Regions from separate parts of the Mus musculus genome. Here regions 1, 3, 4, 5 and 6 are each linked to region 2. The links are chromatin loops, found by intact Hi-C in ENCODE. Cell type or tissue: heart. All regions are shown on one strand.

Evidence for each region. A loop is a pair of places that touch in the nucleus more often than their neighbours do. Peaks named below come from ENCODE experiments on the same cell type or tissue, not always from the same donor. Only the 100,000 strongest peaks of a DNase experiment are listed, where the experiment ranks them.
Region 1: a loop joins it to region 2, with 2.2 times the contacts of the local background. A loop is called at or near these places in 2 of 42 quality-filtered maps.
Region 3: it touches region 2 in a loop (3-fold over the local background); 5 of 42 quality-filtered maps call a loop at or near these places.
Region 4: a loop joins it to region 2, with 2.4 times the contacts of the local background. A loop is called at or near these places in 3 of 42 quality-filtered maps.
Region 5: it touches region 2 in a loop (2.8-fold over the local background); 4 of 42 quality-filtered maps call a loop at or near these places.
Region 6: a loop joins it to region 2, with 2.3 times the contacts of the local background. A loop is called at or near these places in 9 of 42 quality-filtered maps.

Annotation. Positions count from the first base shown.
Region 1 is chr7:3,643,056-3,648,055 of GRCm38, forward strand. Cnot3 (CCR4-NOT transcription complex, subunit 3) reads left to right here and starts at 2,214. Exons shown (of 18, transcript NM_146176.3): 1 at 2,214-2,529. Gm15927 (a long non-coding RNA gene) reads right to left here and starts at 1,290. Exons shown (of 6, transcript XR_003946711.1): 1 at 1,198-1,290; 2 at 759-1,114; 3 at 119-220. In heart, no CTCF peak of the experiment used is centred here; a DNase peak (open chromatin) is centred at 2,026; H3K4me3 peaks cover 3,694 bases; H3K27ac peaks cover 2,630 bases.
Region 2 is chr7:4,143,799-4,148,798 of GRCm38, forward strand. It overlaps Leng8 (leukocyte receptor cluster (LRC) member 8), which reads left to right. Exons shown (of 16, transcript NM_001374609.1): 10 at 1-130; 11 at 255-540; 12 at 914-1,015; 13 at 1,097-1,165; 14 at 1,257-1,386; 15 at 1,468-1,675; 16 at 3,143-4,375. The coding sequence ends at 3,305. Leng9 (leukocyte receptor cluster (LRC) member 9) reads right to left here. Exons shown (of 1, transcript NM_175529.3): 1 at 4,385-5,000. The coding sequence ends at 4,420. Among named protein-coding and RNA genes, the nearest start is that of Leng9, 3.6 kb to the right of the region's middle. In heart, a CTCF peak has its summit at 2,211 (motif pointing left); DNase peaks (open chromatin) are centred at 2,073, 3,153, 3,753, 4,703 and 1 weaker place; H3K4me3 peaks cover 438 bases; H3K27ac peaks cover 340 bases.
Region 3 is chr7:5,077,177-5,082,176 of GRCm38, forward strand. It overlaps U2af2 (U2 small nuclear ribonucleoprotein auxiliary factor (U2AF) 2), which reads left to right. Exons shown (of 12, transcript NM_133671.3): 12 at 2,006-2,769. The coding sequence ends at 2,140. It overlaps Epn1 (epsin 1), which reads left to right and starts at 3,059. Exons shown (of 12, transcript NM_010147.4): 1 at 3,059-3,301; 2 at 4,842-4,945. In heart, no CTCF peak of the experiment used is centred here; a DNase peak (open chromatin) is centred at 2,975; H3K4me3 peaks cover 2,037 bases; H3K27ac peaks cover 1,327 bases.
Region 4 is chr7:4,656,094-4,661,093 of GRCm38, forward strand. It overlaps Ppp6r1 (protein phosphatase 6, regulatory subunit 1), which reads right to left and starts at 2,857. Exons shown (of 24, transcript NM_172894.2): 1 at 2,388-2,857. Hspbp1 (HSPA (heat shock 70kDa) binding protein, cytoplasmic cochaperone 1) reads right to left here. Exons shown (of 8, transcript NM_001360629.1): 8 at 4,423-4,752. The coding sequence ends at 4,678. In heart, a CTCF peak has its summit at 2,973 (motif pointing left); DNase peaks (open chromatin) are centred at 1,638, 2,248 and 2,998; H3K4me3 peaks cover 3,352 bases; H3K27ac peaks cover 3,061 bases.
Region 5 is chr7:4,922,122-4,927,121 of GRCm38, forward strand. It overlaps Nat14 (N-acetyltransferase 14), which reads left to right and starts at 465. Exons shown (of 3, transcript NM_001358881.1): 1 at 465-518; 2 at 1,087-1,208; 3 at 1,782-2,885. The coding sequence starts at 1,137. The coding sequence ends at 2,330. Ssc5d (scavenger receptor cysteine rich family, 5 domains) reads left to right here and starts at 3,700. Exons shown (of 14, transcript NM_173008.3): 1 at 3,700-3,858; 2 at 4,369-4,395; 3 at 4,853-5,000. The coding sequence starts at 3,834. In heart, CTCF peaks have their summits at 1,222 and 1,975; DNase peaks (open chromatin) are centred at 650, 2,960, 3,610, 4,070 and 3 weaker places; H3K4me3 peaks cover 4,160 bases; H3K27ac peaks cover 4,942 bases; H3K27me3 peaks cover 390 bases.
Region 6 is chr7:3,627,734-3,632,733 of GRCm38, forward strand. It overlaps Tfpt (TCF3 (E2A) fusion partner), which reads right to left and starts at 2,196. Exons shown (of 6, transcript NM_001290381.1): 1 at 1,819-2,196; 2 at 1,095-1,353. The coding sequence starts at 1,841. Prpf31 (pre-mRNA processing factor 31) reads left to right here and starts at 2,252. Exons shown (of 14, transcript NM_027328.4): 1 at 2,252-2,323; 2 at 2,825-3,009; 3 at 3,112-3,172; 4 at 4,935-5,000. The coding sequence starts at 2,833. It overlaps Gm15927 (a long non-coding RNA gene), which reads right to left. Exons shown (of 6, transcript XR_003946711.1): 5 at 4,465-4,762; 6 at 3,338-3,670. In heart, no CTCF peak of the experiment used is centred here; DNase peaks (open chromatin) are centred at 1,498 and 2,188; H3K4me3 peaks cover 2,536 bases; H3K27ac peaks cover 1,850 bases.

The DNA.
Region 1 (5,000 bases), 500 kb before region 2:
CCCAGCGTTACCAGGCAGAGACCAGATTTCTGTGAGTTCTCTGGCGAACCTAGTCTACACAGTGACTTCCAGTTCCTTAAAAGGTCGAAGAAGCAGCCACATGGTGGTAAGCACATACCTGAAATCCAGTACTTGAGAAATGGAAGCAGGAAGACTTGAAGTTCAAGGTCATTCTCTGCTGCAAAGCTCTAGGTCCAATCCAGCCTGTCCTATGTGAAATCTGTCAAAAAGGAGAGGCAAGAATCGACTGGAAATAGCTCAATAGTAGTCTTCCTCCCTAGCATGTTAAGCCTTGGTTTCAAATCTCTCTACTGGAAAGAAAAACAGGAATTTCCATGGATCATTTCAGGGAAAGAATAACTAGTTTCCAACTCTAGCTGTTGATGTAATTGTTCTAGCATAAGTCTTAAGTATCTGGATTCTACCTCCACCAACTCCCCCGGTGATTCTAAAGTGCAGCTCAGCCCGAGAATCATAACTGTTTTTAAGGCCATTAGTATATCCTGGGAGCTTGTTAGAAAAAGCAGAATTGGGGACCGCCTAGATAAGAAGGAAGCTGCATCTTAATAATTTGGCAGGGATTCCTGATAGAGCTAGAAGCAGTTCCCCATTCTTGGGCCCGCATGAAATAGCAAAACTGAATGAATAACAAACTCGAGAGAGTGTAGAAGCTGTTTAAAAAATCTGGACAAACACTGGTCCCTAGGTTTCACCTTCTTAAGTCTATGTGACCCTAAGAATATGCATCTAAAAATTACATAAATGTGTGAGCTTAAGTGCACCAGCAGATGCCAGCTGAAAGAGTCAGATCTGGAACTGAAGTTACAAGCATGCAAGCCACCCTGTGGGAACTGGTCCTCTGCAGGAAAATGTTCTTAACTGCTGAGCCATCTTTCCAGCCGAAGAATATGCCTTTTTATAAGCCATTTTTTCTCTCTTGCTTCATGCCATTCTGATGCGGTGAAATGCACGTGCACGTTCTCTTCAAGTGTGGATTTATCTTCTTTTCCTCCACATAGTAGGCAGAGATAGATCGAGTTTCCCCAATTCATGAAAACGTGGTGCTCACGTTTGCAACCTAGTCAGCAAAGGGCTATGGAGTGCTTCATGGGTACTAAACAACGAGAAATCCAGAGAGTGAGACTCAAGTATGTGTAAAAACGGCAGGAATCAAACAAAATTAAACCAGAGGCTCACCTAAGCACTCGGCAAGGGTGGTCGGAGAAGTTTACTCCTTAAGAAGCATAGCAGAACTCTAGTGAGTAGTCATTACAGATGTAACCGAGGTAGGGCAAAGCGCAGTTTCCTCTACAGCTGGAGTCCTTGCAACTCCAGGGAAGGTCCCAGTCTGCTAACTTAACCAGAGAAACGTCAGTCCCACGCCTTGTGTTTCTCAGTCGCTTCTGCAATGTTCCTGATTCCTTCTTTCTTTCTTTCATCCTTTAGAAAGCACTGAGTTTTAGAGATATACCAAGCAAACGCGCTTGGGGAATAACTACGAGGATCAGATAACAGCCTAGACAGGCAAAGGAAGGATGCTCCGACAACCACACCTGTCGGCAGGTTAATAGCTACCCTATTGGCTAACCGAGGGAAGGGGCGGGGTGTTTGTCTAGCTCCTCCCCTTAGGGCTGGCGGCTCTTTTGATTGGTAGATGACTTGGGTTTACTATCCCCAACCCTCTGGCACCTCTCCGTCTCCCACTAGATAAGCTTCCTTTAACACTCACACGCTATGCTTTTTGTCGTTTTCCTCTACCCACATTCATAGCTAACCAATGAGTTCAGGGTAGAATACACCTCGCAACCAATTACAGCTGCCTTTAAACTTGACGAGTAACTTCCCGCCCCTCACCCTGACTCCTCCCCGCTGCCAATTGATTTAGGGTAAGGGGGCGGACACATCCAATCAGCACGACACAGGCTTCCTGATTGACACCCAGGTCCTCGCGCTGGCGTGTTGTGCTCCGAGGAGGGGAGGAGGAGGAGGAGCTGGGAAGAAATACCCGAGCCAATCCAAGCAAGCTGAGCGGGAGGCCAATCGAACGCCGCGCCTTGCCGAGATCAGCCAATCATAATGAAGAGGTTGGCCTCATTCTCGCTAGGAACCAATGGGGCGCGCCTAACGGCGCAGAGCGACGTACTGCGGGAGCAATGACGGACCTATATTCGGGGCTCGGGGGCGGGCCGGCGCCAGAGAGGAGAAGAGAGGAGGGGAGGCCTCCGCCGCCGCCATCTTGGACCGGGCCCGTTCAGCTTCCGTGGAGCCGTCGGCAGCCGCTGCCGGGCCTTTCCTTGATCCCTGAATCCCCTACTCGGTCGTCTAGAACAATCCCGGGCCCACTTCCTCTATCAACAACCCAACCCTACTTCCGGCTTTCGCGCCCTCTTATCGCGATAGCGCCCGGGCTCGGGGCGCGAGGAAAGAGGAAAAAAAAAAAAAAAAAAGGCGGCGGGCGGGCGCTCGCCTCTCTCTCCCCCCTCCTCGCCTGTCGCGATACGCTCCGCAGCGGCGGCGCCAGCTCCTGCGGTGAGCGTCAGGTTCGACTGGGCCGGACCCCTTTCCCTCTTCCCTCAGCTCCATCGGCCGACTTCTTGCTCCGCGACCCTGCTGCCTGTCGCGACACGGCCTCAGCTCCCGCCGGGCCCAAGCCGCGCGCTCGGGCCCAGCTTCGGCTCGGGCGGGCGGGGACCCTCTCCTCTCTCTGTCCTCCCGCGTCCGGACTCCCGCGTGGCAGAGCGCCGGCCCCGGGTGCGAGGTGCCCGTCCTCCTCCGCGTCTGGCTGGGCTTGGAGCGGTGGGCGCGCTGCGGGCCGCGGAGGGGTCTTTCTGCTCTGGGCGCGGGGCCCACTCCTGCAGTCATGCCTTCCCCGGGAGCTCCATTCGGGAGCGTTGCCTCAGTGCACCCGAAAGCTCCAGCTTGTTGGTGTCTTGATAGGGGGAAGCCTCTTTGGAAGAGATGGATCTTGTGGAGGAAAAAGTCCCCAAGACCCGAGGGTGCAGTTAACGTTGTGAGTTGGAGCCTAAGCCAAAGTTTCCACCTAGTCCTTACAGCTCTAGCAGTGAAGTCTCCTAGAGGTCCCTTTCCACCAATCTTCTTTTTAAGGAAGCATGGGGTTTGTGAGTGTGTGTGTGTGTGTGTGTGTGTGTGTGTGTGTGTTTTGTTTTAACACTCCCTCCCCAAACCTTGGATTCAGGACTGTACCGTATTGCTCACTTCCTGGCTTCACATCTTTTGCATCTTTGAGGTGGGGTATCAGTGGACTCTAGCTTTGGGGATGCAGGCTCCACTACGATGCACGGTCTGCCTCGGTGGGTGAAGCTTCCTAAGTGGTTAGGTATTGCTGTGTGTGGTGAGGACCGCTTAGCTTTTCTTTCTAGATCTGGGTCGGTGGAATGCGAGCTCCCATGCTTTCAGTTGTTGGTGCTCTTCTGTTGGGACAGTTGAAGCACTTCTAAACAGCTGTATCTCGGTTCCGGGACTGTCATCCCTCTTAGGATTAGCTTTCTGTTCTTTTGGCTAGGGGCTTCCTCACCGTCTCCCTTCCCCGGTCATCACCTGGACTGCCATCTCTCTGTATTTCCATTCTCATCTGCCCAGCCTATGTGGATATGTGATCTTTTATAATTGAAATCCACTGGGTGAAAGCGTTTCAGAGGTAGAATGGTCCATCTCACCCAACTGGCACCCTGTAGGACTGCTAGCTCTCCTCACCGGAGTCTTCTGCTGTGTAAGGGGTAGCCTTTCTCCCTGCAGTTGTGTTGTCTTTGTCGGGTAGGTGTTGTCACCTGCCAGGTAAAGTCCCTGCCTTCTTTGCTATTGGCATCATCCCCTTTCTTGCGTTTGAGATGGCCACACCACCTATGTACCCAGTGTGAGGCTAGGATACTCTTGGGTGTGGGTGCCCCTGGCTAGTGTGACTCCTCCTTTGTGGTTTTTCTGTGAAGTTATGGTTTCTTGTTCTGTGTCTGAGACCTGGGTGAGAGACCACTGTGGTCACTTTGCTTGGGACTAAAGAGCATAAGGGGTGACTTTTCAAGGTGTCAGTTTCTCCTTACCTTGGTTTTTGGGCCTCTCTAGGGGAAACAGTTACTTCTAAGCAGGGTCTACTTTATTTACCTCAGAGAATCTTCCTGTGGCAGTGCCAGCATCCTCTCCACTAGGTTCAAGTTCCACTTTGAGTGCTGCTTGCCACCATCCCTGGCTTCAGTGTGAGCCCTCTTAGCCCTGTGCTATGCTCCAAGATGCTTCTGTGGTCACTTAGCAGTACCAGGCTTCAAAATTAAGGTTGTACCCCTTCATCAGGTCTCTGAATGATGGCTTGGCACCTGTGGTGAGAAGTTCTATAGATTGTTCTGTTGTTGGCTCCTATTTTGAGTACTTGATTTGAGGATTTGCTACAGCTGTGGACAGATGATCCTAATGATTTTGCTTCCACAGACGCCCAGCTTCCTCCATGCTGTTTGAGACCCTTCACCATCTATACATGTATTCTGTGTGAAGGTGTTTGCTTACCTCACAAGGGCCCTGTAGTGATGGCCTCCTCGAGCAGGACCTGGGAAGTGGGATGGGCAGTCTTCTGTGGTGGCACCTCTACTTTGAGGCTCTAGCACTTGCCTCTGTTTGCAGAACTTGTGCAGTCTATGCACCTTCTCCTTGTGAAGTGGGGCTTGGTTTTGTTTTGTTGTATGTGGAGAGAAGGTATTGCCTCCACTCTGGCTGTGGCTCCAGCCTCTAAAACACAAAGTCCTGGCTCTGTGGGCCTTGTTCTACTCAGGAGCCTTTTGCCAGTCACACATTGTCTTCTTTAATCACAGCTGTGCCCGTATTGATGGCTGAAGTATTACATCTGCTTGGTTTTTTTAATTTTTAAATTTATTTTTAGTCTACATGCACTTTGCCTGCACACATGTAAGTACACTGTATATGTGCTGTACCCGAGAAGGCTATTTTGTCCCCTGGGGCTGGAGTTATAGACAGACAGTTGTGAGTTGCTAAAT
Region 2 (5,000 bases):
CAGACTCTGACAGCTCCTACTCAGGGAATGAGTGCCACCCTGTAGGCCGCAGGAACCCACCCCCCAAGGGTCGGGGTGGTCGAGGGGCCCACATGGATCGAGGTCGGGGCAGGGCGCAGCGTGGAAAGAGGTGAGGTGCTTAGGGTGTGATTTCTTCCTAGGCATGGGTGGGTGGTATTGGGTCTCACAGGTGGGGGAGATGGCCTTCAGAGTGGCTAAAGACATTGACTTTCTTTTTTACCCTTTCTCCCCAGACATGACCTAGCTCCCACCAAACGTAGCCGCAAGAAGATGGCAGCACTGGAGTGCGAGGACCCAGAGCGTGAGCTTAAGAAGCAAAAGAGGGCAGCCCGCTTCCAACATGGGCACTCACGTCGCCTGCGCCTTGAACCTTTGGTGCTACAGATGAGTAACCTGGAGAGCAGTGGAGCTGACCCTGACTGGCAGGAGCTGCAGATTGTGGGCACCTGTCCTGACATTACAAAGCACTATCTGCGGCTCACCTGCGCCCCAGACCCGTCAACTGTGCGACCTGTGGCTGTAAGTCCCAGGCATTGTGTGTCTGCCCCCAGAATGTGTTGGGCATAACATAAGATCGGGCACATGGAACATGTTGGGTGAAGGAAGTGGTAGCTCTGGCTGAGAAAAATCCTAGCATGCAGGCCCTTCACATCTGGGGCATAGCCTGGTCACAATCTCCCTTATGACCAGCAAAGTTAAGGGAGACTTATGTGTGGGGCCCTAGAGCCAGGGAGACTTGGAGCACTCACACCTGCTGTGTGTTGGTTTGATTTTGTTTGTTCATAGTGGTGAGTCACTGATACTGGCTTTGGTGCTGCTCTGGTTGAGTGGGGCACAGTGGCTTTGGCCTGTCAGCTGTCTGGCCACTCAGCTTTGATTCTCTTCCCTGAAGGTTTTGAAGAAGTCTCTGTGCATGGTCAAGTCCCACTGGAAGGAGAAGCAGGACTATGCCTTTGCCTGTGAGCAGATGAAGTCCATTCGGCAGGACCTGACAGTAAGGCAGCGCTGAGAGGGTGCTGATGTCAGGCCTCTTCCTGCTCTCCTCTCCCTGACTCTGCTCTTTTCTACTGCCCAGGTGCAAGGCATCCGGACGGAGTTCACTGTGGAGGTGTATGAGACCCATGCCCGCATTGCCTTGGAGAAGGTAGGAAGCTTGGTGGTTTCCTCCCACTCCTTTCTTGAAATCACTTGTACTTGCCTGTGCCTCACACCCTCCTTCCATGCCTTACCCTCAGGGTGACCATGAAGAATTCAACCAGTGCCAAACACAGCTTAAGTCACTGTACGCGGAAAACTTAGCAGGCAATGTGGGTGAATTTACTGCATACCGAATCCTCTACTACATCTTCACCAAGAACTCTGGAGGTGAGAGGCCCATCCCCAAGATGGAGGGGCCATGCCCAAGGTGCCACCCTGCCACCTGACCTCCAGTTATCTCCTGTGCAGACATCACTACGGAACTGGCATACCTCACAAGGGAGATGAAGGCAGACCCCTGCGTGGCCCACGCGTTGGCACTGAGGGCAGCCTGGGCCCTGGGCAACTACCACCGCTTCTTCAGGCTCTATTGCCATGCACCTTGCATGTCTGGCTACCTTGTGGACAAGTTTGCAGACCGGGAGCGCAAGGCCGCCCTCAAGGCCATGATCAAAACGTATGTGGCACTGCACTCTGCTGCCTTCTGTGCCGTGGCTCTGCCACGTCCCCTCCGCATCCTGGTCAGCCTTCAGCTCCTCTGCTGGAGTCCCCTCCCAGTCCCCTGTTCATAGCCCTAGCCCTCATTGCTTTCCTCATCGGCCACCTGCAGTTGCAGGTTTCCTCCCACTGTTCTGGCCTCACCACTCCTGGCATCATGTCCTTTCCCTCCCTGCCTCCTTTCTGTTCACATCAGTTTGGAACCTGCTTTATCTTCCCCCTTCTCAGGGCCTTTGCTTGCAGCTACGTGCTGCTCTTCTTCCTGACATACTAGAAAGGGTGACTTGATTCATATTGCTAGCAGTCTCTTGAGATGAGACCTTGTGCCCATTCCATTTTTGACTATCAGAAGTTTTGGGTTGGGAACCTGTGGTACCAAGGCCCTTGGGCATCAGACTGCACGAGGCTTGCCCATATGAGGAGGATTCCCAACACCACCACAACCTTGTCCTCAGATTTTGCTCCTGGATGCTGCTGCCATCTAGTGGTAGTGGTAGAGACCAGGAACGCTGTGCAGCAAAAGGCCCCACAGCAGTGTGTGCCAGTCTTGCCAAGGTTAAAAAATGCTGGTCAAGAGCTCTGTCGATAGTCTTGAGGAGCCTTGACTGTCAGGCTGCGCAGCAGTGTTTTGTCATTAGTGGTTCCATTATAGTGGGATCTGCAACTTAGGGGTCAAGAAACCTGTTTGAGAATTTTCTAAGTCAGTCCAACCCAAGGGAGGTGGGGCTGTGACTCCAGATTGACTAGCTAAAATGAATGGACATGAGGCTACTCAGCCTTTTGTAATCCAGAAAGCCACTCTGTGGGCAGCTTTCAAGCTCTGGCCTGTGTTGGCCTCACTCTAACAGCACCTTTGCTGTGAGCTGAGCACAGCAGACAGATCCCTCAGATATCAGAGGCAGGCTGTTCTGTCCCAGGGCCATAGGGTGCCTGGGTTCCAGATACTTGGTAAGGCTTAAAGTGGTCTTCAGGAGAGGGTCCTCAAAATTAGCGGTACATGTACACTATTAGGGCATCTGAGTAACAACCAGAAGGCACTGCTGAGTGTAACACTCTGTGCAAACATCCGGGGGGGAAGGGGGGGTAGGGGGGCGCCATTGTCCCTACCCTCTGAGCCCATGTACCACTTACTCTGTCTGGCTCCAGCTCCTCAGTCAGCAGAGGAGCCAAGCTGGGCCCTTTCCCTCCTGCCCCCTCCTTCCTGAACAGGTAAGTGTGGGCGAGGGGGGGCACAGCTGGGCACTGGGGCTACCAACCCCATCCCTTGCCCCCCCAAGCCCCTGAAAATGGGGAGGTCGGGAGGGGCTGCAGAAGCCAGCAGGTTCCTTGCTGAGGAAAATACAAGCCCAGATGGGGAGCATTGCTCCTTGTTCTTGGGCCCTCCCTTGTCTGTTTGCCTCATCATTTTCTCCTCTTGTCTCCATAGCTTCCGCCCTGCGCTGCCCGTCTCCTACCTGCAGGCCGAGTTGGCCTTCGAGGGCGAGGCCGCCTGCCGGGCCTTCCTAGAGCCCTTGGGCCTGTCCTACACGGGCCCGGACAACTCCAGCGTGGACTGCCGCCTCAGCCTGGCGCAGCTGCCAGCCTTCTAAGCACCCATCGAGCACGGGCGGGAGCAGGGCTGTGGCCCAGCGCCGCCTTTTCACATTTTTTGAGCCATGGACATGGGTTGTAAAAATTTGTGGGGAGTAGGCTCCAGGAAGAGCCAGCATCCCTGCCCCCGTTTCCCACCGGGGACCTGTACAGAGATTTTTTTCTACATTTTTATTTTTTGTCTCAGAGGGGATAATTGGGAGTGTATAGTGGAGCAGGGTGGGGCGGGGCTACAGGTTCTGTGTGCACCTGTCACCTCCACTAACGCTGTCTCAGTGTTTTCTCTCTCTCTCTCGAGCTCGTAGTCCAGCGCCTGACTCTGCGTCGGCCCATCCCACGCTGGGGCCAGCAGAAAGAAGACAGGCTGTCCAGGCCGCACCCGCTGCAGTGGGGCACCAGCCGGCCACACCCATTGCCTCGGCTGCCTCTTCATAGACTCTTGCTGCCCAGCCGTTGGGGCCTCAGTGTTTGGGGTGAGGGAAGCCACTTAAAGACTATGCCCCACCTTCAGCTCCTCACCCCAGAAACTCCAGCCAGCACCACCGACACAACCAGACCAGCGCCACACCGCACTGAGGACTCCAAGGCCTTCGCGGGACCATGCCGGCCGGGCTGCCTCGTCTTACTCAAGTTGTATTAAGTTGTCTCCGTGTCCCTTCCTCCCTCTGCCCCAATGTTTCTTCTGATTTTTTTTTTTTCTTTCCCTCCTGCCTCTTCCCTTCCCACTCCCTGGTTCAACACAGGTAAAATGGTTACCCTCCCTTCTTTCCTCCCCTCTGCCTTCATGGATCACCAACTCACGTCATGTTTCCTTCTCTTTTCTCTGTGTGTGTGTTTATTTAAGTTACTTTTCTTCCTTCTCCCCTTTTCTTTTTACCCCTCCCCCTTCTGCCATGTAACTGGAGGATGTGCTATGAGGTTGCAAACAGCTGGACTGTCAGGCTGCTTTTTCCCAGATGCCTCCCTGCCTCCCTCCCTCCCTCTCCCCTCCCTTCCTTCATTCTCCTTGAGCATTGAGTACAGTACATTTTGGAAGCTTGAAACCAAAATTAAAGAGAGAGAGCGAGAACCTGTTTCTGCTTGGCCTGTTTTATCCGAAATATGAAACCTCGGTCATTTCAGGGAAATTTCTACCAAGGGAAGATAGCTATGCCCTGCTCTACCCATGCGGCAAAGCCAGAGTTTACTTAGGGGCTGCCTTCCTAGCTCCTGGTTCAGGGTGTACTCAGGCTTAGGGAGGCAGACCTGGGTTCCATGTGGTACCTTAGCCAGGGTGAGGTGCGGTTGTAGTTCTGGCAGCAGCACCACTCTAAGCCCTTCGGCCTCTAGCCTCTGATTCAGTGTTTGGGCCATACCTGTCAGTGTGGGGGAGGGTGTGGCACAGAGCACATGATGGCCCAGAAGAACCAAGTCCCTGAACTGTAGCTGGGAGGGTGCCTGAAGCCCTGGTTTCAAGATGGCTCTCCGAAGAGCTCTAGCTGCTGCAGCCTCCTCCCCAGGGCCTGTCAGCCTTAGCAAGACCACTGTCAAGTGCAGGGCCTGTGCTGGTACCAGGAACTCAGCACAAGAAGGGGCAATCCGGACCAGATGCTCTTGGGCCTTGACCACCTCAGCCCTAAGCCCAGACTCTGTCACCATCAGTGCCACAAAATGTGTGGGCCGGGGCTGGCGAGGGGCCCTTCTGTCGTCAGGCC
Region 3 (5,000 bases), 930 kb after region 2:
GATAAAACTGTTTAGTCAAGGTGATATTATCTAGTGAAAACATACAGGTTGTATGCCCCATAAAACTTGAAGTGGCGAAATTGCCCAGTGACATTCAGAATATCTCTGTGTCCATAGTGATGTGGTGACTATAATGGGCAATGAGAAATGGATGAGTTTGTGGAGATGGGAGTGACAGGTGAGGTGGAGCCATTTTTAGGCCTACTGCCTCTGAGGTTACTTAGATATCCTAATAGAGTCAGCTAGGAAGCAGTTAGCTGGGTAGATGGGAACTCCCAAGTGGGTGAGGATTGATAGAAACTCAGACATGGGGAGGCTGGGCAGGTTTCAAATGAATCTTGGGAATGCAGCAGAGGTCTGGTGCAGTAGTCAAAAGGAAGAAGACTATCTGACTAAAAAAGCCTCTTGACTGCTTCTTTGCCTGTATTTGATATGCCACTCTTTCTGATTCAGGCTGGCACCTTAATGGAAGCCTGCCTTAAATGGGGATTGAGTAAATAAATACAGGATCTCTGAATGCACAGACTGGCCTCTTGAGCGGCTAACTCTTTGTCGGGGGGAGAGAGTGTATTGATTTTCATTTGAGATGGGGTTTTACTATGGTGCCTCAGCTTGGCTAGCTTTGAACTAGTGTCACTTAGCTACCATATTAACCTTTGTTCTATTCTTAAACTTCTAAAAGTATATGAGATTGATGCTGATGCTTAGTGTATATTATCCAGCTTTAAGTTATCAATATTGGGGGGGGGGGTTGTTTCTGCTTTGAGATGGGGTTTTACTGCATAGTCCCTACTGATCTTGGGCTAGTGATCTTGCCTCAGCCTCCCTGCTGGGATTGCAGATGTGTATCCTCACACCTGGATTATGCAGTGAGTACTTAAAGCTTAAAGAGTACTTAAAGCTTAAAGAGTAGGTGCTAGCTACACTTCTGTGTTAACAGACAGTGCTTATTATCTCTGTCCCCAGAACCAGCGGGCTAAACCCATAACCTTGGTTTTTTTAAAGAATGCTATTATAGTAAAACAGTCTTCATTTAATTCCTTGGTGTCTAGTCTACCTAAGTTCTGTTTAAATGTTACTATCTCTAAAATGTCTTGTTTCAGTAAGGTCCAAATCCTGATTTTGGTTGCAGTTTCTTTTTAACAGATTTTTTAAAAAGATTTATTTAATGTATGTGAGTACACTGTCGCTGCCAGACCCACCTGAAAACGTCATCGGATCCCATTAGAGATGGTTGTGAGCCACTGTGTGGTTGCTGTGAATTGAACTCAGAACCGCTGGAAGAGCAGTCAGTGCTCTTAACTGTTGAGCCCTCTCTCTCCAGCCCCTTTTAACTCACTTGTTTTTGTTTTTGTGCAAGCATAGGACAGTGTTTTGGGAAGGAGTCGGGTTGAATGCAGGATGCCGGAATTGTAGGGCCATTTTGCTGGCCCCATAAAGTTTCTATCACTTTTATCTCATATTCTCTCCACTCTCTTCTGAAGTCAACTGGTTTGTTAAAGTAGTGCGGTAGTCATGCAGTTCCCATGTTAGGGGACCTTCATTGTAATCATTTCCTTTAAGGTGATTGAGTGGTTCAAGCAGGCTTGTCAACATGGATAGATGAACCTGTTTTAATTCAGGTTGGGCTTGAGTCCTAATTTCTGAGCTTTCCTTACCTTGTCTGTGGGGAGAACATGACAGTTGTGGCTTGGGGAACACTGTAGGGTGCATGATGCAGAAGTGACCCCTTCTCTCCTCTGGGGTCTTGCCTCTGGCCACTGCCCCGTGTACTTAAGTGACTCAGGCCTGCCTGGTTTTCTTCATTTCTGTGATGTCTCGCTTCTGTGCCTTGTTCTTGGGTACTGGAGAACGTTTGGGTAAACACCCTCATACTGAACTGAAGTCCTCTGTGCAGTGTGGTGAGGTGTTCTCTCATTTCCTGTGCTGATTCTGTACTTTAAATGAATGCTGAGTAGATGCTAGGAGCCAACCTTGTTCACAGATATGCCTCTTGTTCCTACAGATCTTCGTGGAGTTCACCTCTGTGTTTGACTGCCAGAAAGCCATGCAGGGTCTAACCGGTCGCAAGTTCGCCAACAGAGTGGTGGTCACAAAATACTGTGACCCTGATTCTTACCACCGTCGGGACTTCTGGTAGAGGTGGCTGGGGGAGGGTGGGGGCAGGGCTGGCTGGGGACTTTCCCCCCACCTGTCCCCTCCTCCTTTCCCCCCTCTTGAAGAAGATGGGCAGAGGAGTGACAGCCGAATGACAGCCGGCAGCAACTGGAATGGCAGCAATTAAGGGGGGTGGGGGGTGGGGGGCTAGGGCAGGAAGGGGACTGGGCAAGTGCACACAGGCCCACACAGACACATGCACCCACACAGACACAGAGGGAACGGGCTGGGATGGGGACTGTGTGCACAGCAGGGCGGGTAGGACCTCCACAGCCCCTTCCCAAACAGCCTCTTATCCCTTACACCCCTTTCCTCCTCTCTTCCCCCATGGTAGGAACATAGCGTGTTTATATTTTATGGCCAAACTATTTTGAATTTTGTTGTCTGGCCCTCAGTGCCCTGCCCTCTCCCTTTGCAGGACCACAGCTCCCGTCCTTTGGCTTCTGGTCCTTCCTGTTCTCCACCCTGGTTTCTTAAGTAGTTGGTTCTTCTCCTTAGTCTTCCTGACTCAACCCGTGGTCTCTGTCCCGCTCCCCCTCTCTGTGGCAGTTTCATATTTGCTAATACGAATTTGCTCATTAAACATTTTGTTGTATTTTACTTTATGGATCCTCATCTGTGTCCAGTGTGTCCGCCCGTCTCTTTCGGCCGAGGGTGTGGAGGGTGGCACCCAGGGAAGGAGGCAGGCCTGAGGGTCCCGCGAGGGTAGCCACAGTGGAGGCTTCAAGGCTTGGACCTTTACGCGTCTCCACTGCTGCGTAGATGCGGAAGTGACGCAAGGGCATAAGGACGCGCAGTCCCGTGCGCCGGAAATGGTGCCGGGGTGGGTTTGGTCGCGGAAGTGGAGGCTGCCGGGCGAAGTGCAGAGGGCGGGGCACGTGAGTTCATTTCCGCTTCCGGTCCGCTGCCACCTTCGGTTGCTTCCCGTCCGCTCGGCGGCTCCCCTCCCCCGCCCGGCTCTCTGCGCCCCTCCCGGGCGCCGGGGCGGCGGGGCCGTCGCTGTGCGGCCCTCCGTGCGTCTGTGCGTGCGCACGTGCGCACTTCTGCTTCCCGCAGCTCGGCGCGCGCCCCGCGACACCGAGGCCGAGCGGGGGCAGGGGGCTGACCGTCATGACCCCTGGAAGCCCGGTATAAGCGGGCCGAGGTGAGCGAGGGGCGCAATGCTGGCCTCCGTCGCGGCAAGTCCGGTGTTCCGGCCTGGGCCGTGGCGCGCGCGGGTCCAGCCAGCCTCGGAGCCGGTGTTCCAGCCGCTGATGGCTTGTGGCTGCTTTTGTACCGCTGTGCCCGGGTCGGGTTTGCCTGCCGGTGTGTGTCTTTTTTTGGGATTGTCAGTGTCCCCGTCTCGCGTGGCCCTGCTGTCTGTGTTGCTCTGCTTCTGTGTTTCTGTGTTTGTACAAAAGGGCTTGGAGATCCGAGTGCTGTTTGTGTCTTGGATTGCTCCGTGTTCCTGTCAGGATGCATGCAATGCTTGTATTTTCTGGGTTTCTGTGTCTTCATTTCCCCAGACTGGTCTCCCTCTTGGTGCATTATTTCTCTCCGGGTCATTGCTGTCGTCCCCAGGCCCAAAATTCCTTTCTAGGAACCCACTGCTTTTGCTTAGGATGTGCTTCCCAGGTTTCTGAGTCTCTGGTGTTCTGACAAGAGCTCTGGCTGTGGATTCCAAAGCCCCCGCTGCTTGCCTTGGTCTTCAGTTTTCCTAGTCTTCTAAACGGAAGCATTCATAATTCCTGCACCACAGGGTCTCTGCGCATTGGAGTGGTCCTGGTAAAGTGCCTTACAGTGTCTGGCCTGGAGTTAAGCATGTGATTATTAGTAGCTCTAGTTACTAGAGATTTTGTCTCGCTTAGTATTTGATACCAGGTTTTTGAGTCCCCCTTGGGGACTCACTATATTGTTTGTACTGTTTAATAAGAAATTCTAAATTAACTGTGGAAAATGGCCCCATTTTCAGCAGCATTTGTGAGATTTAGTATGTTTTTTTTGAACATGCTTGAAGTAGGTAGTTGGTGTTAGGATAGTGCGTCTTTAGATGCCACCCTTTTGGAAATGTTTTTTCTGATAATAATAGCAGCCAGGAGTACCGAGCGCCTACTATCTGTGGGGCACAGAACCAAGTTCTTTATGTACCCGTCTTATTTAATCAGCAAGCTTGCCGGGCAGCACCCCTCCCTTTGTTACACAGTTAGGTGAACTGAGTCACAGGGTTGTTTTGCTGGTTGCTTATGTGGCCGGGATTTGAGTGCAAATTTTGTGTTCTTTTAAGTTATATCTCTTCCCACCCCCCCCCAGCCCTGGGTGTCATGTGTGTGTTTTGTTTCAGGGTCCCTGTCTTTCTGTCCTCCCTGTCCTCCTGCCTCGCTGTATTGCTTTCTTTTTGCCCGAGTTTTGGTGTGTCTCTTCTCTTCTCTTCTCTTCTCTTCTCTTCTCTTCTCTTCTCTTCTCTTCTCTCTCTCCCCCCCTCCCTCTTTCTCTCCCTTTCTCCCTCCCTTTCTCTCCCCTCCCCCAGTCTCCTTATGTTTGTCATATGTTTGTCTTCTGGTGTCTGTCCAGGCCTGACTTGGGACCCAGCTGCTTTTTTTTTTTTTTTTTCTTTGCCTAGTTATGCCTGTTTGCAGGTGCTCCATTTTCTGGCCTGAATTCAAGGTAAAGAGCAGCCTTTCCTATTCTCCTATGTCTTCCTTCAGGTTGGATCATGGTAGGGCTCAGTAAATCTCCCTCCATGGCTTGTTGGAGAGGCACAGACTGGTGATCGGAGTCTACTCTGGACCCAGGCTGCTCCAGTTGTGAGGTGTGTGTCCCTGGGCAAGGTGCTAATGTGCCCTTGTTCCCTCCTGTGTAAAGTG
Region 4 (5,000 bases), 510 kb after region 2:
GGGGAGACAAGACTGTTTTCCTTCAATGGAAAAAAAAAAAAAAAAAAGATGCCACATGACCCAACAAAAGCAAACAACCAAAGAGGATGCATGTAAAGGAAAAAACACAACAGCTCCTACACCACACAGAAGCTCAAAGCACATAAGATACTTAAGCAAAATAGCAGAGTAGCAGTGTTTCTCTACTGGCATCAATAGAAGCTGAGACTACATAGCTATTTGTGGTGAGTGGCTGCTCTGTGCATTAGAAGACAATCAATAGCATCCCTGGGTGGGATATATACACTAAACGTGGGAAGCTTACTTTCTCTACTCCTACAGTTTTGACAACCATAGGGTCTCCAAGCATTGCCAAATGTCTCCGAGAGGACATATCATACCCAATGAGAACTACTGGGATATATTATCAAAAATCAGATGATAATCCTAAGAGATACTGATTCGATATACTTGCTGTGTGCCTTGCATTCTGATAGGCATCTACAAACATTGCACTCAATATCCTGAACCACTTTACACAGACAGCCCTCCTATTAGCCCACTTATAGAGGAGAAACAGGTACTGAACACTTGCCTAACTTTTCCAAGGACTCACCACTAGGAAAGGCAAGCACCAGGACTCAAACTAAGTCTAACTCACAAAAACTCTTGCTCTAGGTAATTCCTCATTATACCAACCCTAAAACTAGAGTAGAGTCACTGAATTTGGGCAAAATGATTTGCATTAGGCAAAGGTTACCAGGAAAATAAATAACAAAAAACCCACAGGAGAAACATTTCAAAGAGCACAAGATAACTCCAAGTGCATGTGGCAGAACACAGCAAGTGCTCTCGTGTGAACTGTCCACATTAGCTGTGCAGAATGCACATAGAAACAACTCATACTGTGTTGTTGAAGCAATCCAGTCCCTGCAACACTGGCCTTGAGTCTGACAGAACTTCTCCTTTAAGATGGAAGCAACTCTGTGGCAGTTTTACAACCCTCAACCCAGTACCACATTTGTCATACAGTGCAGCTTCCTTTCCAGAAACATCTTGCCTCCAGGTAATACATCCTCAGTACAATTGCCTCAGTATATAAGGAGTGGTCAAGACCATAACTCCCTTGGACTGGCAACATAAACATTAATCCCAGGTACTTAGAAAACTGAGATTAGACGATTGTGCGTCAATAGCCCACCAGCTCTTCAGAGTTCAAAGCAAGCCTAAAAAAATTTGCAAGATACTGCCTCATAGTTTAAAAGCAATAGGAGAGGCTCAGGCTATGTGTAGCTCAGTCGGTGGTAGAATGCTTGCTCCGTGGCAGGAAAACTGGGAGTTGAGCCCTAGTACCACCACCGAAGGGAGGGGGGAAAAGGACTACCAACCAGGTCACTTAAGGCCCTGGACAGCAGCTCCAGCCAAGCCATTCCACCCTTGCCCTCTTAACACTTCAACCCACTCCATCCTGGCTCCCTCAGTGTTCCCACCTTCACATATTTGCACGCGGTGTTTCTTCCACCTGGAAAGCTCTTCTTCCCACTCTCCATCTGTTAACTCCCACTCAGCCTTCCTCGACAGAAAAGTCACCCATCCGGCCGGTCTCACCAGTCTCTCCCACTCTGCGGCCTGCTGCCACAGCACCCTGGGTTACCACCATCACAACACACAGTAATTGTGACTGTCCAGCTCTGCCTTTGGCTCCCTGAGTAGATAAAAGTACCAGGGACTTCCACTGACCACTCCCTCCTGGACCCAGCAACCAAGTTCTGCCCTCAATGGGCCTCATCTCACAGAATACCCAGTAGCGCACCAAACAGTGGTTCCAAAGTGCCTCCTCACCACAGGAAACTAGGGACAAACAGGGACAGGACAGCCACAGCCAAGGCGAAGGAAAAGACCTGTTTAACCTTGCCTTCCTGAGCAGAGGGTGAGAAACAAAAAGGTCAAGAGTCCACGAAGGCTGGTGAGAGTGAAAAGAGTAGGTAGACACAGAGGTGAGCACAAAAGAGCAGGCAAGAGGAAGGAAAGAGAAAGGCACCCTAGAGGAGGAAGACTACGACAGGGGGGACAGGGGAGTGGGCCCAAATCCCAAGAGAGCTGAGTCAGAATGATAGGTGGAGGTGATGTAGATCCCAGTGGGAAGAGATGGGGGCTGGGGGCTGCGGGGAGAAGAGTCTAAGAGACTTAGAGAGGGTCCCCAATAGACGAGGAAGACGGGCTGGGAATGACAGCGAAGTAGACACAGGCCCGGCGACAGGAAATAGACTTGATGATACTGGCAAGTGGCTAAAAGACTTAGGGAGTGAAAGGGAGGATACTAAGAGACTCAGGGGCGCTCAGGGAGATTTGAGGAAAAGACTCCGGATTAGAAGGCGCACGCCCGGGAAGGCAGCTGCGGGGCTCACCTGCGCGGGGGGGCGGCGGCTCCTCGCACTCGGGGCTCATCGGGGCGCCCCTGCCGCCCCGCCGCCGGCGGCTCCGGCCCTGTCGAGGGGCCGGCTAAGAGGGGCGGGGGCGGCGCCGGTGGGCTCGCGCAGGCGCCCGGGCCGGAGCTCGCGAACCCGCGCAAGCGCCCTCCAGTCACAGGGAATCCCCTGCCTCACCACCGAGCTTCGACGAGTTCGGGTCGTCGCGAAAAAGTAGGCGCACTCGTTCCACCGCAGAGCTCCGTGGCCGACGCGAGGCCCGCGCAGGCGCCTCCGAAGCAGGGCGACGGGGGAAGTCGCCGCGGGTTACACACTGACACGCCGGCACCCGCGGGACAGGAAAAAGAAGCCTCCGCAGCCCGACGGGTGCAGAATTGCACCGAGAGCCGACGCCCGTCCCCTCGGCTTTACTGTCACCCGAAGCGGCTGGGTCTCCCCGGCCCCAGCCGTCCACCTTAAGGCCTCCGACGCAGGGCTACCTCCGCCACTGTCCCACAATGCCCCGAGCGCGGGAGGACGCAAGAAGACAGGCTCCGCCCTCTCGTGGTCGCTCTCCGTGCGCAGGTGCGCGAGAGGCCGCTAGGTCGGCCTGGCGAGGCGCGTGCGCGGTGAGCGCTGGCGCCCAGAACCCGCCCACTCCGGAACTCCGCGGCTGTCCGTGCCCACGGTTGCCAATGTTCTCTCCCTGAATAAACCTAGAGGGCCCAGTGCGCAGGCGCTGCTGCAGCCAGAACCCCGTTTTCTGTGACTACATTCCAAAATCCGCTGAATATTCGGTTCTAGGATCTTTCGCCCTGAAAGCTACCTTCGGAAATCCGATTGTTATTCCGACTCCTTCAACCATATTTCTTTGACTCGAGTCAACTCCTAAGAAATCCATTCCAACTTTTCGTCCTCACGCGAAGCTGGTTGCTTTTGTTCAGTCGGGTTCGTCCCGGATGCCTAAGCGTCTGCCGAGGTTTTCTGGCTGACCTCCTACTCAGGCATTTGCCCAAGCCGCGTCTACTGTTGCCAGTTGCTGCACAAAGCCTCCTCTTGTAACAACCGGGAGGAACCCCTTAACGCCGGGATTCAGTCACTAAAGGGCCTTTTCTAGCGCTGAGCCTCGGTTTACCCCAACTTTCATCCCCTGCTCCTTCGTGCCCGTTTTAGAGGTCAGCTGTAAGGACTAGATAAATGCATGTAAGAAACATTAGTTTTCCTTTTTTAAAACAGCAGATTAGGACTTTATATTTCGGGGACATTTCACGTCAGTCATTATTTTGACTTTCAAGGGATGTAGATATTTTTCTCCACCCCTTCTCAAATGGCTTTAATGGACTTGCACAGATTAACACCTGTCAGTAATTTTTTTCGTCTTGTCTCTCCTGGGCTGTGCTGCTTTTAATTTTTGTTCGATCTTGTATCAACTGAGTTCTGTGTAAGAGAGCACCTTCATATTAAAAGTGAACACTAGCTCTGCTCCCTGTCTCCTTTAAGTTCAGCCTGCCCCCCCCCCCCACCCCACCCCCAATTCCAGGATGGGTCTTCTCTCCCCAGTTAGACCTTTCTGGAAACTCATACACACACTGGAGATGTGTTTCCATGGTGATTCTAAATCCTGCCAACTTGGCAATGAAGATTAACTTTCACACAAAACTTCAAGGATGTCGAGCTGGCTTCATGGGCAAAGGTGGCTGCTGTGCAAGCCCATAACCTGGCTCAACTTAAAATTCGATCCCAATACCCACATGGGAGAAAGGGAGAATCAATGCCCCACACTGTCCTCTAACCTCCATTCACAGGCCATGCCCCTCTTTATACACTCAAATATGTTTTTAAAAGTACGTGTGTGTGTGTGTGTGTGTGTGTGTTAAAGAACAGATGGTCCCAGCACAACACAGCAAGAAAAGACAGCAGCTCTGAGGTAAGAGCAACACTTATTATACCTTTAGTGACCATCTCCCCAAATCCTCTAAGCTCAGCCCCTCCTTCCTTCCATAAGAACCTTCCAAAAAACAATGCAAGACAGCATAAGGGAGCAGGAGAAATGTTTTTATTTGAAGAGCAGTGTGGACATGAGAAGAAAGGATGACAGAAAGCAAGGGAGGGGATCAAGGGGCCAGCACCTTTCTCAGCAACCCCTCCAGGGGGCTACCCAGAGATGGGCTGGCAGGCCCAGGCCCAGGCCCAAACAAGGCCTGGCAATCCCTTAAGAGAGAGTGCCTGGGAAGGAGGGAGGCAGGAGGCCTGGGGTTCCCACGGAGAGAAAGCAAGGAGCCACCTGGTCTCAGCGATCCATGCTGTCGTCGGTAGGGCTAGAGAAACAGGTCTGTAACAGCTTTTCACAGAACTCCAGCTCCTCCTGGATCAGGGTGAGAGGAGTCCTGAGCGCGGGCAGACCTGCCTGCCATACATTCAGCAGGCAGAACACTCTCCTGTATTTCTAAACTACCTGCCACCTTCCCACTCCGGACGCCCAGCCTTTCCCAAGGACCACTGCGCCAATCATGATCACTTGCCCTGCTCATGGGTTTCTGAACTCCACACATAGAGTCTTGCGGCCTCCCAGACTGGTCAGTCTTCACATCAGCCCCCTAAGTTCAATCCCCA
Region 5 (5,000 bases), 780 kb after region 2:
AATGCTTCTCCGGGGTGGGGTCCAGCTCCCCCATCCTTTAAACTGTTAAGGCTTTTACTGTGCTGGGGGTGGGAGGGCGGGTACACTTGCAGAGGACAGAGAGACAGTGGGAGTCAGTCATGTGGGTTTCCTTTTGGCAAGCTCTCTTACTCCCTGAGCTATTTCTCTGGTCCTTTCCCAACCTTTGTATGTATTCGTCTGTAGTTGTACTTATAGCAGGGAGGGTTAGGGATCAATTTCTGGATTTTCCACTTCTTTCCTATAAACCACCCTTACCTCACCTGAAAGGTAGGTAGAGGAATATTATTAATTCAAACGATACCCCAGGTGCCTCCGGGTTGAGAATAAGGTCTCAGCTGATGGGGATGCTTGATGCTACCCCTCATCCCTTCCCTCAAAGACCCAAGCGCCAATGAGATTAGGTTCACAAGCAACGCCTCCTCTTCCTGATGCTCAGGTCGCTTAGCAACGAAGGACCAGCAAGAAAGGAGCTGTGCTAATCCTCCCAGGCAGGCCGGGTAAGAAACCCTCTCTGTCCCCCACTCCCATCCCCCCTTCTCCAAGGTTCTCCCACTGGCCTCCAGCAGGTCACAGCTCTTCCCTCGTCCTCGCAGTTTCCTCCATTACTCCCAACCCCTGCCCCATAGTGGGGGAAGCTTGGCAACAGTTGCTAAGGTGCCGGTCTTGCCTCCAGTCGGGAGCGTGGACGTCACTTCCGGTGGTGACCCTCTCCTGCCCCTGCCCCCCTTCTCCCTTACTGTCAAGGGATTCGAGCAACCCCGTGGAGGTGCCTTTCAGGGCCCTGTTTCTGCTATGTGGGGTGGGACCACTTCAGGAGACCGGCTGCTGGAGTTTGGATAGGGGATGAGTTTACAGGCAGATCAATGAATGTCTTCTCCGGAGTGGGGGACGATTCGGGACGATTTTCAGAGCCCCACTGGGTATGGAGGCACCTGGCCTGCCACTGTGACAGTCTTCTTTGGCAATGCTCTAGGGTCCTTGGCGATCTGGGAAACACTGCGGCCCATCCCTCCCAGGGCTCTTAGAACTCAGGTGCCCACCTAACACCAACCTACTTGTTTTCAGCAGGTGTACAACGTCAGCTCCCTTGGGGAGGGGCCTGCCTGGGGGCTACCATGGCCCCTAACCACCTGTCAGTGCGGGAAATGAGGGAAGATGAGAAGCCCCTGGTGCTGGAGATGCTGAAGGTGAGAGGCCGGCAGGGGCACCAGTGAGCATGCGCAGCTTCTTAGGGCCATTCAAAGTGGGTTCCATCAGCCCCGCCCACCTGCCTGAGCTCCGGGGGTCCTGGGGGAGGGGATTTTCGCCTCAGCTGTTTTTAATTGGTCTCTTTTCTCTACTGCCTTCTCCCTACTTAAACCTCAGCTGCCATTTTTAAAAAAGCAATTGAAAGGGTGTAGGGGCTGGGTGTTCAGGTCTCTTGACCTCCATTCAGCCCCACTTACCAGTCCCAAAATGAGGGCTACTGAGACACACACACACCCCAGACCTTCCAGCGAAGAGCCCATGTCTTCACTTTGCCTATCCTGTTCAGTCTCCTTTGGTGCGTTACCTTAGCATGCCATCCGGACTCATGGGCCTCAGGTCCTAAATCAGTTCATTTCATTCGGGCAAACCGCATTCATTCGCTCAGCCCTTAACACCCAATGGGCCAGACTGGGACCACCCCATCCGCTGGCTTCTCTTCTCACTTGAGAAGAGAAATCCTTCCTCGGAAGTTCTTATGTGATGAATGGCTGAGCCTCTACTCCCACCCACAGGCTGGTGTAAAAGACACGGAAAACCGTGTGGCCCTCCACGCTCTGACACGACCTCCAGCCCTTCTCCTCCTGGCTGCAGCCAGCAGCGGACTGCGCTTCATCCTGGCCTCCTTCGCCCTGGCCCTCCTGCTGCCCGTGTTTCTGGCTGTAGCCGCTGTGAAGCTGGGTTTGCGAGCCCGATGGGGCTCTCTGCCTCCACCAGGCGGCCTGGGAGGGCCCTGGGTGGCTGTCCGTGGCTCCGGCGATGTGTGTGGAGTCCTGGCTCTGGCCCCTGGTGCCAACGTGGGGGATGGAGCCCGAGTCACCCGCCTCTCTGTCTCTCGATGGCACCGTCGCAGGGGCGTGGGCAGAAGGCTGCTGGCCTTTGCCGAGGCTCGAGCCCGAGCATGGGCTGGAAGTATGGGGGAGCCTCGGGCCCGGCTCGTGGTCCCAGTGGCTGTAGCCGCTTGGGGGGTGGCAGGGTTATTGGAGGCCTGTGGCTACCAGGCAGAGGGAGGCTGGGGCTGCATGGGCTATATGCTGGTTAGGGAATTCAGCAAAGACCTGTGATTAGAGACCATGCCCACTGGATAGATGGGCAGAGAACCAGCACCTAAAGAACACCTACTGTGTGCCAGGCACTTTACATCCCCCCCTCAGTGTCTACCTAGTCTGCTGGGCTGATAGTGAAGCACCGAGGTTGATGGACTTACATTCCCAGTGTGCCTGCCAGCTGCAATGAGGACTCTAAACTCAAGTAGAACAAATCCCTTCTTGGTCTTCTGGGACCACTAGAGGTCACCGTGTCCAGTCCTTTGCCTCACCCCCACTGCCCCAGTCTGTATGCACTGAAAAACGTCGGGTTCTGGGTCTACAAAGCCCCTGCTGCCTGTGTTTGAGGTCTGGAAGGGAGATTTGAGGAAAGAGAGAGAGAGAGAGAGAGAGAGAGAGAGAGAGAGAGAGAGAGAGAGAGAGAGAGAGAGAGAGAGACTAAAAGTTAGAGTCTGTGACAGGGAACTCCCAAAGGGGACAGATCTTCTGGGAGTGGGTGGGGCCAGGAGCACAGTGTCTCCAAGCCCATCTGGTTTTTTACACTGTTTGTTAATAAACCCTGAAACTTCTGTGTGCCTGTCTCCTGTCTGATGCATTTTCCAGCTGCTCTCTCCAGACTCCCTCCTTCTGTCTGGCTCCTCCTCTCCGAAGAAGTTGACATTAATTGCTAGGGAAGTGTGTGTGTTGGGGGGGGGGGGGGGGCGCTGGGAAGAGGAGAAGCAGTGAGCTCACAGCGGCAGCCAGTCTTTGCCAGGCCTTCTGAGTCATGCTCCCCATTACCAAAGTTTTCCCCCTCACAGCTGCCTGGTGTGTGTGTGTGTGTGTGTGTGTGTGTGTGTGTGTGTGTACCCCCTCCAGACCGAAGCCTTGACCCCTCAGTCTCTCTACCCTCCATACCTTTGTTCTGGGAACTGGTAATAAGTTCAGACACTCTTTTCTCGAATCGGCACTGGGAGCTTCCCATCCAGATTTACCACAGTGGGTGACAAATGGACAGGAGTTTTTCAGTTTCTTTTCCTGATCTAGGAAGTCCCTCCTAGTATCTGGCTTCAGGCCCTCATGCTACTGCAGGATTCCCCAAAATCTGTCCACTCCCAGCTGCACTTACTTGCCTGGCTGGACAATAAGAGGAGGCAGAAGGGTGTGCCCTCAGCCCTGTCCCCCAGACACCCAGGCCTGCCCCTTCCCAGAGCTGCCATCCCCATAAGCATCTCTGAGCACGTGGCCCTCTGGAGCCTGGCTGGCCGCCTCCCTCCAGTGTGGGTGTTTGCACTTGAACACCTCCCTTCTGCCTGCCCCCCGCACCCCCCCCTCCAGCCTCAGCTGTGGCCAGCCCCCTCCCCCTCCTGTCCCCTGCTGCATCCCTGCAGCCTCTCTCCCTCCTGGCAGAGCCTTCAGCCCAGCCTGCTCCTAGCTGTCCAGGGCTCCTCAGCAGCTGCTTCCCTCCCTGGCTGCCTCCTCCTCCCCTCTCCTGCCCTCCTTCCCCTTTCACCCCATCCCCTGCCCCTGGACTCTGCGAACATGAGGGGCTTGGCCTGCCTCCTTGGTGAGTGATCCATTTCCTTGGGGGGGGGGGTAAGCACCTTAGGGGCCTGGACCCTTACCTCTGACCCAGTTAGCTTCTCCAGTTTAGGGGCTCATACTTGAGGGAGCCTGTTCTGGTCCCTGGTGCAGTGTGATATCCTGACATCTGGCTGGCCCCTCTAATCCCTGAGGGACCCAGCCTTCTGCACGTCCTGCCTAGCAGCTCAAGTGACCTGCCCTTTGTTGCCCTGTCATGTACTCTGTAGCGCTATCACTCCCACCATTCAATCTGGTCCCCAGTCCTGTTTTCAAGGGTCAGGCATCTGGGGCCCCACCCACCCCAGGGACCTGTAACTTATCCCAGCCTCCTCCCAAAGTCCATTCCAGCAGTGGGGTTTCTGACTCAGAGGTGTGAGGAATCTGACTGTGAATGGGTGCTTCCCACTGTACTGAGGCTGGGAGCCTGCACTGGGGAAAGGACCCCTCCCCTCTGATTTATCCTTCACTCTGTCCCCTCCAACCTCCTTTGCAGCAATGCTGGTGGGGATCCAGGCTATAGGTAAGTGTCCTGATTCTACACTTGGCCTCACCCCGCTCCAACTCCCCCCCTCTCCTTCTGGTCTCTGCTACCCCAATTCCACTCCCCAGACATTGCTGCCATCCAACAGGGACAATGAGTCTTCTCTAGAGTTAGCTGCACGCTGACCTATGGGAGAGGACCAAAGTTATGAGGCCAGTGATGGGGAGAGGAGTGGAAAGGTTATTTGACCCCCTTGTGGGGCAGAAGGACCGGGGATGCCTGAATTCCCTGGTTCACAGTGTCCTTCCACACAGCCCCCAGCATCTCTGAGACATTCCTCTCATTGCACCTGGGAGTCTGGGACCAGGGTCCAGCCTCCAGGGTAGCTGGCTTCCTGGTGGTAGCTTGTAAGGTAGTCCCCCTGCCTTGGTGTTACCGTAGACCCCCAGCCAACAGTACTCCTGTGTGGGGTCACAGCTTTTCCTTCATCCCTCAGAGCGACTCCGCCTGGCTGATGGTCCTCATGGCTGCGCAGGACGCCTGGAGGTCTGGCACAGCGGGCGCTGGGGCACCGTGTGTGATGACGGATGGGACCTTCGGGATGCTGAAGTGGCCTGCCGTGTGTTAGGCTGCGGAGGGGCGCT
Region 6 (5,000 bases), 520 kb before region 2:
TCCAGGACTTGCACACACCGTGTTTCAGGATGTCACCCACACCCAACAAAGATTTGTTGGAATCCTAACCCAATACTTCAAAAAGTGAGCATCATGCAAACACAGTAATGCCAGAAGCAGCCATGGCTCAACAGAAGTCACTGGTGCAGAGCCCAACCTGAACTTTGTCCTCATGAAAAGGAGAAACTGAGACACTGCCCTCCACCCCAGCCCTCCTATCACCCCCCTCCACCTCCTGTCTGTGCACTAGTTTCAAACCCCTTGCCAGCTCCCATTCATCCAAAGCGCAAATTCCAAACTTCTTCTCTGGTGTTCCTGACTTACTAAGACCTACTTACATTCTGCCCATAGCTCCTTCCTCCTTCTTACTAAGGAGGTGAACTAAAGACTCACGCGATGAGTTAATCTGAGAAAAGAAGGACCCAAGTGAGGTTCAAGAGGCAGAGTAGGCAAGCCTGGAGGTGCCTTAGGTGAGAGGCTGTGAATGAAATCTGAGAGTCACCTGTGACATACCAGAGGCAGAGTATCTGATGCTGTGATGGTTATTACTGATTTTTCAACTTGACAAGATCTAAAAATCACCTAAGAGACAAGACCCTATGCATGTCTTTGGCATGTGGGTTAATTGAGGTAGGAAGATCTACTCTAAATGTGGGCAGCACCATATCATGGGCTGGAATAAACTGAATAAAAAGGGAAAGTCAAGCTGAGTGCCAGTAGTCATCTCTCCATCTCTCTGCTTCCTGCCTATGGATGCAACATCACCAACTGTCTCATGCCCCTGACACTGTGTCTTCTCTGCCGCCACAGATCCTTAAACTCCAAGTCAATGTAAGCCTTTCCCCAAGTTGCTTTTCCCAGGTCACAACAAGAAAAGTAATGAATATAAATATTCTGGAAGAGACTACTTAGGGTGCCTGGCACAGACTTAGACCCACATGGATCTGTTCACTTGTTCAAGTACAAAAGGAAAGGGAAAAAGAAGGACATGAGGAGGAGGAGGAGGCGGTATGAGGAGGGGGTGGTGTTGGCATCGGCAGCGAGGCGGCAGTTCTGGCGAGAGGACCCCCAAATGGGAATCCACACTTACCTACCTGCTCGATCTCCCGGCAGCGCCGACCTAGTGCCTGGTACTTTCTACGATTTAGTTCCCGCTGGCGACGCCTTCGACCCCGGGCTGCCTCTTCCTCTTCATCTCGCTCCCGGAGTCCTGAATCACCCAGACCACCGGACACAAATTCCACTTCTGTCTCTAGCTCACTTTCTAGGATGTGGCCACCAAACAGGGGAGGCAGAGCCAGCTCTGAGCCTGGTGGCGCTGAGAACTCTTCAAAGCCCACGGCTGCCATGGTCCTGTAGGGCCAAGAAGTTTTAGGAGCCTATATTCTGGCTCTCCAAGTCCCTCCCAGGGGGACTTAGGTCCAGGCCCCAGCCTGGAGCCCAGATCCTAGCCCTCTCCTCCATCACACCCAGCAGCCCAGACTCTAGCCCTCCTCCCTCCTACCAAGAAGCCCAGACCCTAGCCCTTCTTGGTCACTGCCAGGGATCCAGGCCCCAGTCCTCGTCCCTAACAATGAGGAATCAGACCCTAGCCTCCTCCCTCAGACTTTGGAGCCCACACTCCAATCTCCTTGCTCTCAGATCCATAAGAACAGCAAATTCCAAATCTCCCCTACGATGCTCCAGTACTGCCTCCGGTTCTCCCACAGAGATTCGAAAAGAAAGCAACTGCACGAACTTCCCCATCGTCCCTGAGAGCACTACAGCCGATCGTTGCTGTTTTTGGAGTCCCCGTTTACACAAAGCTCAGCTACTCACCCCTCTCTCTGTTCCAACTCCATTTCTCTGGTCAAGAGACACCTCAAGCCTCAGAGAGGTGGAGTCTTGCGCAAAACTACCTCTCCCATCAGGCCTTGCGACACAGGAAAACTGGGAATTAAAGTTTCCTACTCTGCCTTCGTTTGCACCCGACTCCAAATTGCGGCTTGAAGCCTTCGGTTTATCCTCTAGCGCCTGCACCGATCGTCCACGTTGTCACCTTCTTTACTCCTGTCTTGTCGCAGTGTCGACTAGCCAAAGCGAATCTCTGTTTAGCAGGCTCAATCCACGGCGACGTACGACTTCCCCTAGCCCTAGAACCCAGCACTCCCGGTCGCCGTCCCGCGAGGCGGCTGCTAATAAAGTTGTTGTCCAAACGCTGCCGGAAATGTCGTAAACGGCCAATCAAAACACAGATTTATCGGCGGCAAGTAAACGTCATCAAAGAGAGCCGAAGCTCTGGGGAAGCAGATTTCTTGGAAACGATTGTGAGAGGATCGAAGCGGTGAGTGTGATGGAGAAGAAGGGATGGCCGGAAGCCAAGCTACTGGAGGAGAAAGTGTAGCGGGCGACTTAAATCATAGTATAAATAATAATATTAAACGTATGGAGCGCCTTAGAACTAATATTCAAGACGTGAGTGGATCACAGCATAACTTTAGGCTGAAATATGGCACGTGGGCCAGACGGGTGGAATGAAAGAACTGAAGGCAGGGTGAGGGAGCAAAGAGCCGGGTTAGGCAAAGATGAATAGTTGCTCAAAGACCCAGAGGTGTGGGGAAAAGTTGCCAGGTCAGGTGGTACCTGGAGGGATGTGCTGTGTTCTGTGTGGGTAGGAACAGGAGACAACCTCCGTGAACTAAGCAAGCTGTGGAGCCTGCGTGCGGCTACAGGAGCTGATGAAGAAGAAACTTAAGGGGATCCGGGAGAAGGTGCTCCTTCTGGTGATATGAGTGGACAGGGTCAAGATGCAGTATTAGGGAACCCCATTCTCCCTTTCCCATAGGCCTTGGGATGTCTCTGGCTGATGAGCTCTTGGCTGACCTCGAGGAGGCAGCAGAAGAAGAGGAAGGAGGAAGCTATGGAGAAGAGGAGGAGGAGCCAGCAATTGAGGATGTACAGGAGGAGACCCAGCTGGATCTTTCTGGAGATTCAGTCAAGAGCATTGCCAAGCTATGGGACAGCAAGATGGTGAGGTGGCACCCTTTAAGTCAGCGTTCCTAGGGAGGAGTGGCCGGAGAGCAGTTCTTTCTGAGAGGCCTAGTTTCTGACTGTGCTCTCCTTCCTCATCAGTTTGCTGAGATCATGATGAAGATTGAGGAGTATATCAGCAAGCAAGCCAACGTGTCGGAAGGTGCCTCCCACCCTCACTTTCCTCTGCCCATTCTGACTCCCCGACTCTCTTGCTCCTTATGGTTTTATCACCAAGTGTCTCCCTCCTCAGCTTTCCTCAGAGCATTCATTCTTCTTTTTTTTTTTAAATCCAGTTACTGACCCTCTGAAAACATACTGCATTGTACCCAGACATGATATGTGTTTATATCTCACCACTTAGGAGACTGAGGCAGCAGGTACATGAATGAGTTCAAGTCCAGTCTGGTCAGAGTCAGCCTGGGTAAAACCCTGTCTCAGAAATAGGTACATTCATGGAGTTGGAGAGATAGTTAAGAGTATCTGCTGCTCTTCCAGAGGTCTTGGGTTTAGTTCTTAGCATCCACATGGGTCATAACTATCTGTAACTCCAGTTCTTGGTGATCTGACATCTTCTGCTCTCCATGGGCATTATATATATATTATGCACATCAGGCAAAACGCATACATACATTTTTTTTAGAAGAAAGTGAGACAACACCTATGTTTAAAAAAAAGGAAGAAAGAAAAATAAACATGCATATTGTACTATAAAACTGATGTGTTTTCTAATTGTGAGAAGACTTGTCTCTGGGTTCTCTGAACTATAGGACCTTTTCCACATCCACAGACAGGGTGTGTACACATGTATGTACGTATATTTTTAAATATGGAGACAAGGTTTCACTCTGAAGTTCAGACTGGCCTAGAAGTTACTAGGTAGCCTATAGTGGCCTTGAACTCTCAGCAACCATCCTTTTTCAGCCTCCTGAGTGTGAGGCAGAAGCAACCATGCCCACTCTGTAGTCCCTACAGAAGGGACTGACTAACCCTGCATTGGGTCAGGGAAGAAGTGCCCCCTGTTGGAATTTGAGTACTTGTGCTAACCCTGGGGAAGGAACAAGGGCTGTTAATTCACTGAGTGATGGGAGTCTCCCAGCCAGCTTCTACAGGGATTCCAAGTGGCAGGCAGAGAAACTTCTTGTTCCGTAAAGCCAAAGAAAGTCACAGAACGTGACTGCCTGATGTCAAGTTTGATGAATCAGGTCTGCTCATGTCAGGTGTCTTAACTAGTGGGGGAAGTGGACACAAAGCCTGTCTAGCAGAGGTGGCCCAATTCATGCAGACTGTCACCCTTCTGGGGTGGAGGTGGGGGGTTGTTTAATGCCCTCAGAGTTTTAATGACCTAAAGGGACATGTGAGGCCACATTACTCAATACCAATTTAATTGTCTATGCATAAAGTGTGGTTTCTAGAAACAGACTTAAGGAATGTCCCAGGGAGATGGAGCAGTACCTGTGAAGGCAGGAGGAGTGAAATAGCCTTGAGTGCCCGGTGGCGGCTGGGAGGATGGAGCAGAAAAGCAGAAAGGATAATGCTGTAGAGCCAACGAGTCACCGGATCTCACTGAAGGGACTCCTGTGCTGTGTGCACCAAGGTTGCAGGTGTGGGGAACGTGGACCTCCATCTGTATGGGAGACCTTGAGTGCCAGTCTGAGGATCTTGCTCGCTAGCCTCAAGGCTTTGGGAAGCTATAGGAAGGTTTAATTTTGGAGCAAGATGAGGTCAAGACCAGATTGACCCAGAGGATAGACTGCAGGAGAAAGATGAGAAGCAGGAGTAAGGCTCCTGGAGAGGAATATAAGCCTCAGTGAATTCTTCAGCCCTTATGTAGCCCCCTCAGCCCCTCCTTTCTGATTCCATCCAGCCTCCACCTCAGTCCCCAGCTTCGTTCCTCCCCCATCCATATCCCTTCTTCTTTGTAGTGATGGGACCAGTGGAGGCAGCTCCTGAGTACCGAGTCATTGTGGATGCCAACAACCTGACTGTGG